Regions from separate parts of the Homo sapiens genome. Here region 1 is linked to region 2. Evidence: read pairs that join two places in POLR2A ChIA-PET (ENCODE). Cell type or tissue: HCT116. All regions are shown on one strand. Links, peaks and the distances in the headings refer to the core of each region. The heading gives the core; the rest is flanking DNA. Region 1 has its middle 23 kb from the start of NTSR2. Region 2 holds the start of LOC105373430 (a long non-coding RNA gene).

The links. Peaks named below come from ENCODE experiments on the same cell type or tissue, not always from the same donor. Only the 100,000 strongest peaks of a DNase experiment are listed, where the experiment ranks them.
Region 1: POLR2A ChIA-PET joins it to region 2 with 5 read pairs; 1 of 35 experiments calls an interaction of 5 or more read pairs at or near these places.

Annotation. Positions count from the first base shown.
Region 1 is chr2:11,690,437-11,695,815 of GRCh38, reverse strand. It overlaps a transcript of LPIN1 not described here. Among named protein-coding and RNA genes, the nearest start is that of NTSR2, 23 kb to the right of the region's middle. In HCT116, for the core only: CTCF peaks have their summits at 2,527 and 2,730; a DNase peak (open chromatin) is centred at 2,725.
Region 2 is chr2:11,830,185-11,835,563 of GRCh38, reverse strand. It overlaps LOC105373430 (a long non-coding RNA gene), which reads right to left and starts at 3,342. Exons shown (of 5, transcript XR_922803.3): 1 at 2,898-3,342; 2 at 2,136-2,239; 3 at 1,461-1,938. RefSeq lists an enhancer at 4,807-5,379. In HCT116, for the core only: no CTCF peak of the experiment used is centred there; a DNase peak (open chromatin) is centred at 5,173; H3K4me3 peaks cover 707 bases; H3K27ac peaks cover 1,254 bases.

The DNA of each region.
Region 1 (5,379 bases), core at 223-5,222, 140 kb after region 2:
AAGGTTCCACTCACCAAACCAAAACCTAAGCTGTTTCCTTGTGAGATCTGAACTGCCAATAAATCAAGACAGAGATGATAGCCAAATCCTTAAACAGGCCAGCTTCCCTCTGGCCACCCGCAAAAACAAAAATAAAACAAAAAAACAGAATTTCACAGCAATCAGTCAAAAGGGGCCCAGCTACCCTAAGCTGGCGTAATAGGGAGATCCCCTCTGCTTTAACCCATGTGAGGAAAGAACCTGAAGTTAACCAATCTGCTCCTCCCCTCCCCCTCATACCCTGACTGCATCTCTAGATGCCTTCTCTTGCCTCCATTCCAGCCATGCTGAGCTCCTCATATTCCTCAAATACTCCACCTTAGGGCCTCTGCACTGGCTTTTCCTCCCCCTGCAACTCCTTTCCTCCAAAATCAAATGGCCAGCTCCCTCATCCCCAAGTCTCATTCAGATCTCATCTACTCAATGAAGCTGCCGACCATGGTTGGCCCTTCCCTGTCCGAATCCCTGGTCCTTGTACCTTGCTTCATTTTTTTCCATTGCACTTTTAGCCTTGGGCATGTTCTATCATTTACATATTTACTATATTAATTGTTTATGAACTGCCCACCATGTGAACTCCATGAAGGCGGTGTTTACTTTTGAGTTGTTTTGTTCGATATATTATATTTGGCAGATTTGTTCACCAAAGTACTCCAAGTTCCCAACACAGTCATCAGCACATCATAGGCTCTCAATAAATATTCTGCAGCGACTGAATTGAATGAACTGTAGCCTCATGACCACCTGGGGCCTTGGTTTTCAGGTATTTATTTCATGGGCAGGAGCACCAAAGAAGCCATGTGACAGCCCAGATGATGGATGATCATCGAGATTCATGGATGCTGAGAAAAATGGGTGGAGAAAATGGGTTCATAGAGAACCTCGGCTGTAATACTGCTTGTATATTTCTTAACGTAGTGGTGAGGATTCAGGAATTTTTTATATTATTTCTTATAACTTTTGTATGTGTGAGAGATTTTATATTTTAACAAAATTAACAGATGTTTAGTAAAAGGCAAAAGATGCATGCAATCTGAAGAGAACCCAGAGTATAAAATTAACAGATATTTTAAAACTTAGCCATGCCTATCATGTGCTCAGCCCTGTGCTAGGTGCTGGGCTGGGAAGCAGATGGGGGTACACCAAGGACCATGGACTCATCTTCAGAGAACTTGGTAGGTGCATTATGATATAGCGCTGCAAGCTTCAGATACATACACAAGGACAGAAGGTAGAAGGAAACCAGCCCAGGATTTGCAGGCAAACACGTGACACAGACACTCAATGCTGCAGAAGTTCAGAGGGCACGGAAGTGGCAGTGGCCAGAGGGGTCAGAGGAGCTTTACCAAGATGCTGGAGCAGAGCTGAGCTCTGAAGAGTCAAGGAAGAAGAAGGACATCATGGAGACTAGAAGCCATGGTGGCGTGCTCTTTGAATCCTTGCATGAGCCTCTCAGATAGGCTCGAGTAACAATAACAACCTAAACCTCACCTTAGTTTCTTCACACATTCTTGGAGTGGATTATTCTGTACAATCTATGAAGTCTTTTCTGTTTCAAGGGTTCTATCATTCTGTTCCAAAATGACTAATTCATGCAATGCTAGGCATTGGGCATGCAGAAATTTTAAAAATATATGGCTCTTGGTCGGGCATGGTGGCTCACGCATGTAATCCCAGCACTTTGGGAGGCCAAGGCAGGTGGATCACCTGAGGTCAGGAGTTCAAGACCAGCCTGGCCAAGATGGTGAAACCCCACCTCTACTAAAATACAAAAATTAGCCAGATGTGGTGGCTCAGGCCTGTAATCCCAGCTATTCGGGAGGCTGAGGCAGGAGAATCACTTGAACCCAGGAGGCGGAAGTTCCAGTGAGCCGGGATCTTGCTATTGCACTCCAGCCTGGGCAACTGAGCGAGACTCCATCTCAAAAAAAAAAAAAAAAAAAAAAAAAAAAAATATATATATATATATATATATATATATATATATACACACTCACACACACACATATATGGCTCTTGCCCCCAAGAATTCACAATCTAATGTGGGAGTCAGACATTAGTGCCCCTACGAACTTTGAGAGGGAGGTACAGCAAATATCATTGCCACCCCCATTGAAGATGAGGAAATTGAGGCTCAGAGAGGTGCCAAGGGCAAAATGTGATCCCTGTCTCAGGGAGTGCCCATGGTAGGGATAGTTTCAGATATAAACAAGAAGCTCTGTGCCAGGTGACCACTCACACCACGAGGAAACTACGAACCACCGAAGGGGGTGCTTGTTGAGAATGCAGATTCTGATTCAGCAGGTCCAAGGTGGGGCCTGGGAGTCAGCATTTCTCATTAGCTCCTCCGAATAGTGCAGGGCTCTAGATTTAGACCAGCTCAGACTGCTGACCAGATCTTTCAGCAGAGTGCCCGGGTCACGTTAGAAAATTCTGGGATCTCCAGATCAGTGTTTCCCAAGCCTGGCTGCACATCAGAGTCACATGGGCAATTTGCTAAACATGCCCAAGGCTCAATGCCAGAAATTTCAGCTGGACCTAGGATTCCATCATCTCAAAAAAAAAAAAAAAAATGTTGTTCAGGTGATTCTGACAGACCTTTGGACCACGACTGTACCTGGCCTTGCTGGGACCTTGAGGACGAGTGCCCCGCCTTTTCTATTTCTCCGACTCTCTAGCTCCACCTATCGGACCCATCTTGTCTGTCACAGTGACCCTGAATCTTCCTTCCAATCAAAACTGGGCCCAAGTCTAGAGAAAGCCTCTAGGGTAGGATTTGGCCAGTCCCTACCCAAAAATAATATTTCTCTCCAACTTCAGCTGGCCTCAATGCCTTAAATTTCTCAGGCTGAAAATATATTCCTAAGATCTCAGGGGCAGAGCCAGAATCCTATTTATCTCTGTATCATGGGGCTTAACAAAGGGAAGAGGATAGGCCTGATATCTGGAGGTAGAATTTAAATGAAAACTTTGAGGTAAGCATTGTCCTTTTTTCTGACTATTTTCATCAAAAACATCTGGAGAAGGGCAATTTAAATGATTTTTGTCCTATGGTTTTCTCCTGTGACACAAACTGGGAACACCCAGAGCACCATGTACCTGGGAGGAAAGCAGAGGAGACAGCAGGTGGGGGAGGAAAGAAGGAGGTGGACGCATGTGTAGGGCACGTATCGTGCTCCTTATTGCTAAGCACTATTTGCTAAGCACTTTAGAAACTTATGCCACAAGATCAGATTCAACTGAAGAATTCACTAGCGTTACATATTCCCAGGCCCCACTCAAATCTACTGAGTCAACATCAACAGGGGTAGAACCCGGAACATTGCAAAGCTCCCAGGAGTTTCTAGTATTTGGGAACCACTGCACTGCCTTGTTTAATCTGCACAGCAACCCATTTTATAGATGACGCCACCCAAGTGCAGAGTGACTTACTGAAGCCACACAGCCAGTATGTGCCAAGTATGTGCCAAGTATGTGCCAAGTATGTGCCAAGGCAAGAAGGAAAGGGGACCAAACTTTCTAGTGGCATTTTCACAGAAAGCAAAAATATTCAAAATCCCTGGGGCAGTAAGGACAGATGCCTTTTTGCTTTACATATGCCAGCATTTCCTTAGGATGCACAGCAAGGTATGTTCAGTGTGTGGACTTCATCCTGGGTTCCCCCAAGTGAGTCATTCTTCAGATCGGAAAACAAGGGTTAGGGTTAGGGTAACAGCCTGTAAGAAAGTGACAGCCCCCAGAACTCACAGTAACAACTCTGCTAAGGAAAAGGCTTTCCATTTTCATAGAATAGTTAGATTGGCAAATCAAGGGAATCACACACACACTCGCATTGTAGGTCAGGGTTTCAGAGAAGCATTTGATAAGATCTTTCATGATGCTCTAAAGGATAGTTGGATAACCTGGGTTGGGTAATAGTGTATCAAGCACAGCATTTAGACATTCCTATTTCTAAGAAATATGGAAATCAACTTGGATGGAGGCTTCTCATGCCAGGCCACTGGCTCTATTCTTTCTTTCCTTCTTAGATATTTGATCAATATTGAAGTGGGAGAGAAAGCATGCTTGTGGCTCATGGTCAAGATGGTATAGTGAACTTGTATTTTGAATCACCCCCTCTGATCCAAGCCCACAGTATATCAATGGATAAGCAAATATGACATAGCCGGGCTCCAACAGCAGTCAGTGTGCAAGAACCAAAGACAGATTAGAAGTGTGCATGGTGAATGGAGCTGAAGCCACAGGCCCGGCACAGTCTCTGGCCTGGAAAGAGGTAATGGCTGGAGGTCAGCACCTGAGGAGGAAAGCATAGATGGGACACGGGAGCCAGGCTTCACACTGAAGGTAATCCTGGGAAGGGATTTCCTATGCTGGTGAAAAGAGGCTTAAACATGTCTGCAGCCCTACTGCTTAGGGCCAAGGCAATAGAGGGAAGTGACCCAACCTTTCAAGCAGGAAGGAAACCAAAGGCTGCTTCATTCAGAGCCCAGATTTCCCCATATCACTGTAAGACGGGAGCTTGGAAGTGCTGTTATAAGGCCTGGCTCTGGACTGTGCCCCCGGACCTGGGGAGGCAACTACAAACCACAGGACTGAGGGTGGACCCTCAAATCACCCAGCCTTGTTGCTAGAGAACAAAGGACTAGGAGTTGGTGTGAGGGGTATTAAAGGAGAGAGAAAAAAAAAAAAAAACCACAACAAGATTTTTAAATCCACTCAAAATGAGCCCTCAAGCAAAATGTCTAATGCTAAGGACAGCACACAAAATAAATATTTGGAATATAGACTTACATCATGATGTATCCTATTTTCATTTAACAGTCATTATCAGGTTATTGAACAATCTGATAATGACTGTTAAATGAGAATAATTGAGATACATATAGACACAGATTAAGGAATAACCTCCATTAAAAAGAGAAATTATGAAACAGAAACATATCAAAAATTAAACAATGAAATAAAGGAAAAGAATCTATTAGAAATACTGGAAATGAAAAACATAGTCATTGAAATTAAAACATAAATATCAATATAGTAGATAAAACCTAACAGGAAACATAAAAGAGAGAATTAATGAAGTAAAATATAGTAAGGAAGCATCCAGCAGGCACAGCAAGTCAAAGAGATTAAGAAAGAAGTAAAACAGCAGCTAGGAGGCATGGAGGATACAGTGAGGTTCAAATTTGTGTCTAATCGTGCCAGAAAGGAGAATTAAGGAGATCACAAAGAAGAAGTTGTTGAAAAGATGTTTGAGAATCTTCCAAAATTGATGAACGAGTGATGAGTAAAAAAGCAGACTCTGAACACTAAGAAGAGTAAATAAAAATAAATCTACAC
Region 2 (5,379 bases), core at 310-5,309:
GAAAGAAAATGTCATTGCAGTGCCTACTATGTGGATGACGCAATGCCAAGCATTAGGGGATCTAGGAGCTTATGTCTGGTTGGAGACAGACATTGAAGAAATCATGCACAGAAGCGGGGCAGGTGCAGTGATAGAATGTCAGTGTCCTGTGAGGGTGCCACACAGGGAGGGTCTAGTCTACCTGGGGGTAAAAGTGATGGGTGTTTTCAGGGTAGGGAAGGTCTCCTCTCAGGAGGGACACCTGGACAGTCCTTGGACCTTGGATTTTCTCTACTCCCTTCAGTCTCTCCCTGGGCTCATCCTGCCCTGTGGCTTTCATCACCATCTGTGTACTAATCATGCCCAAATGCCCACTGTCAGTCCTGAGTTCTCCCGTGAAAATTAGAGTGGCATATCCATTGCCCACTTGACTTGTCTTCTTGGATGTCTAATCATTCTTTCAAACCTACACGTCCAAAGAAAACTTGGTTTTCTCCCCAAGTTCAGCTCCTCTCAGTTTTCCCCTTACAGTGGTCTGCAAGGCCCTTCACAACTGGGCTCCTGCTACCTCCACCACCTAAGCTCTAGCCATGCCAGCCCCTCATCTCCTCACCCCGTGCCCCCAGCTCTAATGTCACTGCAGTAGAGGGGTGGACTCCTTGCTTCGTTCTCTGGGAAATGGTGCCTTTCCATCACTCCACTTTCCTCTCTCCCCTGCTCCTTTTTTATTTGCAGACCTTATTACCACTCGACATGTTATTGGTTTCTATGTCCGTCATGCAGAGTGCAAGCACCGTGAGGACAGGGATTTCATTGTTTTGTTCACTGCTTTAGTCACTAATCTTAAGTACCCAAACTGTCTTAGCATGCAAAAAGTATCTGAAAGACATTCTGGAGTCTTCACCATGCTGGAAGTTTACTTCTCACTCACACAAAGTCCATTTTAGTACTTGGCAGGCTACCTTCCACAGAGTGACTCAGGGACCCAGTTTCCTTCCTTAGAGATCTTTGCTTCTAGTTGATGGACAGAGACAGAGAAGGTGACAAAGGAACACCTGCTTTTTAACTACCTTGGCCCAGAAGTGATTCAGGTCGCTGCTGCTCGTGTTCCCATTGGCAAGATGGAGTGACATGACCCCACCTAATATGGGGGCGGGGGCTGGAAAATACAGCCCCTGCTAGGCAGCTGCTTTTCAGCCACTACTCTACAATATGCAAGGAAAGCAGAACTCTTCAGAGGACAAGCAGCCATCTCTCCCAGATCTCCTGAAGTTCAGGGTCTCCAAACTCCCTGTCTCTGCCCCCCACATATACAGGAAGCCCCACCCCAGTGAACATTTCCACCAGGATATAATACATCAGGAATTCAGCAACTGAACGTGTCACTCCTTTGTATTATTACTCTATTGTTACATTAGTGACAAAGAACAGAAGGCAGAAGAGAAACATAATTTGCTTAGTCCTGTGTCCCACTGTCTCACCAGCTCACATTCTTGTGTGTCCAATCAGTCTCAGTTTCCTGGTGTCCTGGCCAGTCTTGCCATTCAGCCAGGAGATGATGTCTTTGGCAGGAACCTCAGTTACATACATGCTCCATTCCGCACCACAGCATAATTGGGTCCTTGAAGATATCTCTGAATTGAAAGAGCAAGCTCTGCCTGGTGAGAGGAGCAGGGTCTGGTTTGCATTTGTTCCTGGTCAAAACAGGAAGTGCCTACCCCATTTTTCACAGTGTTAGCTTTTTTACAAAGCAAATGCTCTGTGGTGCACACAATGATTCAACCCTGAGGAATACATGGAGGCTGCTCCAAGTCATTTTCATGGCTCTGTGGCCTCTCACCATCATCAGCTCAGCCAGGATGGATGTTGGTGCCTCTCATTGAGTATTGTCCTGCGGTCTGGCTCGTGCAGCAGGCATACAACGTGGCTGTCGCTCCGATGCCTCCCCACTTCACCTCACTGGAAACAGTGAAACAGAGCCTGATGACTCTCTGATCATTCTGGATTTGGAGACTTTAATCCTAGTCCTGCCTTTTACTAGTTGGAGGACCTTAGACAAAAGTCTCTGAATTTCAATTTTCCCCTCAATAAAATGAAGTTAATGACTGTAAACAGTGATTTGGAAATAGAAATGATAATAAACAGTTATGTCTTACCTGGCAGTTTCCAAAGCACAGAGAGCTTGGTATGGGTCTGCTTGAAGAAGACCACAGGGAAGGTGAGGCTGAAGCTGGGCCTTGAGAGGTTCCTGGGGCTTCCACTGGGGAGAGGAGGGTGACCAATGAGCTAAAGTATGTGCAAGCTGGGCTGGGCGTGGTAGCTCACCCCAGTAATCCCAGCACTTTGGGAGGCTGAGACGGGTGGATCATGAGGTCAGGAGTTTGAGACCAGCCTGGCTAATATGGTGAAACCCCATCTCTACTAAAAATACAAAAATTAGCTGGGCACGGCAGCACACGTGTGTAGTCCCAGCTATTCGGGAGGCTGAGACAGGAGAATCACTTGAACCCGGGAGGCGGAGGTTGCAGTGAGCCAATATCATGCCATTGCATTACAGCCTGGGTGACAGAGCACAGAGCAACACTCCATCTCCCAAAAAAAAAAAAAAAAAAAAAAAGAATGTGCAAGCTGTCAGCCAGATGAGATGTTCGAAGGTGCGTTACTGTAAAGGCCATCTACTGTTGTGCCAGTTGAGAGAAGTCCCTAGAGGATTTGCTTCAAGGAACATAAGAACAAGCACATCAACCAGTTATGAGTGCCCTCAAAAAACCATGTGTTATCCACAAGCATAGTGAGATACTACCTACTACCAGGCACACACAGGACATCCTCAATTTTAATGTTTGCCCTTTTTAAAGCTCACATTTTCATACGTTGTACATGGACACCCTAGACTACCCCCTGGGTCTGAAATTCACCTTTATACATCAGCCAATGGTTTCACACTGTGGCGAAATGATGCAGACTGCCAGGCGCTGCTGCTGCTGTGGAAAGAAAAAGCCAGGCCTCCTCTGAGCCAAAGTCAAGTCAAGGTCAAAGTCTTCCTCCTCCCGTGGATGTCAAGGGCATCTCCGGAATCCCCAAGGGGTGGTGCTTTCTGATCAGCCTGGTGTCTCAGGGGTGGAGAGGTGGGTGCATAAGGCCACCCTTGCCCCCATCCCACTCATCTGGAGGTGTCATGCTAATATCCCTTCCCCCATCTTTTCTCCAGGCACTTCACAAATCTGGTCAGACCTCAGGCTTTTGAGACTGCTTAGCTACCTTGCACCCTGACCCCGTTCCTGCAACAGGAGGTGCCTGTGGGAATGAGAGGTACCCAGACCAGTGTCCCTGATCCCCAAAGAAAGCTGCCTCCCATCCCAGGACCCCCAAAAATCCATGCAAACGTTATCACCTGCCCATCCACCAGCTTGCTCCCAAAGCAAGCAAAACCATTATGAAAAGTTGTAAAATTGCTTTGGCTCTCTAAAAATAGGATTACCCACCCATTACTTTAGACACCCAGCCTCTCCATGTGATTTAGAGGGCGGCAGAGCACATGCAGGTCTGGAAGTGGCTTCCTGCAGGTCTCTTCACCTGCTCCTCTCTCCTCCCCATGGAAGGAGCAGCTCTACTCTCCCATGAGACCGCTGAGCCTTTGCCCAAGGATGGATCGGAGTGCAGGACCGCTCCCTGTACATCCGTAAGTGTGCCAAGGATTTGAGTAAGCGAAATGATCATGTAACCTCCAAACCAAGGCTTTACAGCACTTCAAAAAGAGAAAATCAGGACAATGAATTCTGGCTGAACTTTAAAGTCCCCAAATCCAAGTCAGTGCCACATTTGTCCTGTGAGGCAATGGATCAAGGAGATCCCATCCTTGGTGTAAAAGTTTGCAACAGTTCACTGGCAGTCAATGTAGATGTCAATATGGAATAAGAACTTTTTCACTACCGCGTTTTGCAGAAGTCAGCGTTATAATGATGATTTTAATGGTGGTCCATTATGCTCAAGTCAGAAGAATCAAGTTGACAAATGAAACTAAAAGCACAGATACATCTATTATAAGCCCAAATCCAACATCATTTCACTAGCTTCAATACATCAGCACTTTCCACTACGTACCATTAATATTAACTTGAACTCTATTAGCGCTGTAGTTTTGTTTTGGTTTTTGTTTTTGAGACACAGTCTCACTGTGCAGTGGCGCAATCTTGGCTCACTGCAACCTCTGCCTCCCGGGTTCAAGCAATTCTCCTGCCTCAGCCTCCCAAGTAGCTGGGATTACAGGCACGTGGCACCATGCCTGGCTAATTTTTGTATTTTTGGTAGAGACAAGGTTTCACCATGTTGGCCAGGCTGGTCTCAAACTCCTGATCTCAAGGGATCCACCCACCTCGGCCTCCCAAAGTGCTGAGAGTTCATGCTGGGCATGAACCACTGTGTCCAGCTGATTAGCACTATAGTTTTATCTGTACTTAAATGAATTTTGGTTTTATAATGCTGTAAGAGCTACTGTTCAATGTTTGTACATATTTAAATAAAGTTATATAAAAAATTTAGTTCAACACTAACATTTTAAATATGCCTACATTATTTAAATTTGAGGAAAAATATTGTATAATATTTGTCCACTTAACATATACTCGCTAATCCTAAGAAATTCATCTATTCGGATACCATAAGCGGATTTGTGTGGAAGGTCCGAAGGAAAAACATTTTACTGTACAAGAAATTATCCTTATGGTCATCCTCTGTGTACTGCATGAAGGAAGAACACAAACTTTTGTCCAGAATGAAGTCTCTTTCAATAAATTAGAGGTTAACCGCCTCACTCAACCAACAAGCACTGTTTATTTTTTAGGATCTCCCTGAAATACGAATCAATAAGACAAAGAACAAAAGCAAACTTGGTGGGTGGGGGGAGCGGGAAATACGGAGTTCCCAAATGAATGTGTTACTTGAAAATATAAACCATTTCTTCTTAGCTTGGCTCTGTCAACCATCTCGGAAAAGGATGTTTTTACAATCAGAGCAGAAATATGACTGGCGGCTCCTACATTTACATTTCTTTGTTGCAAAATGAATGTAACTTGTTCAGATTCCAACAGGGAGAAAGCAGCAGAAGTGGTGGTTACTTTCCAAAGTGAAACTTAAAACCACAATCTCCGGTGCACAAAAGGCAGAATGAGTCACAGGAAGAGGCCACTTGCTTGCAAAACTCATTAAAAGCAATGCAGGGCTGAATGGACTTCCTGCACCAGTGAAAAGATCGCTGGCATCAGGACAGGCACCTCCAGGCTCCAACAATTTGGGGGAGGAAGGGAGCCATTAGCAATCTGGGCACAGCCCAGGCCTGCTCCTTCACATGGACACCCCCTCCAAACTCCGCCATACACACACATACACTCACACACACTC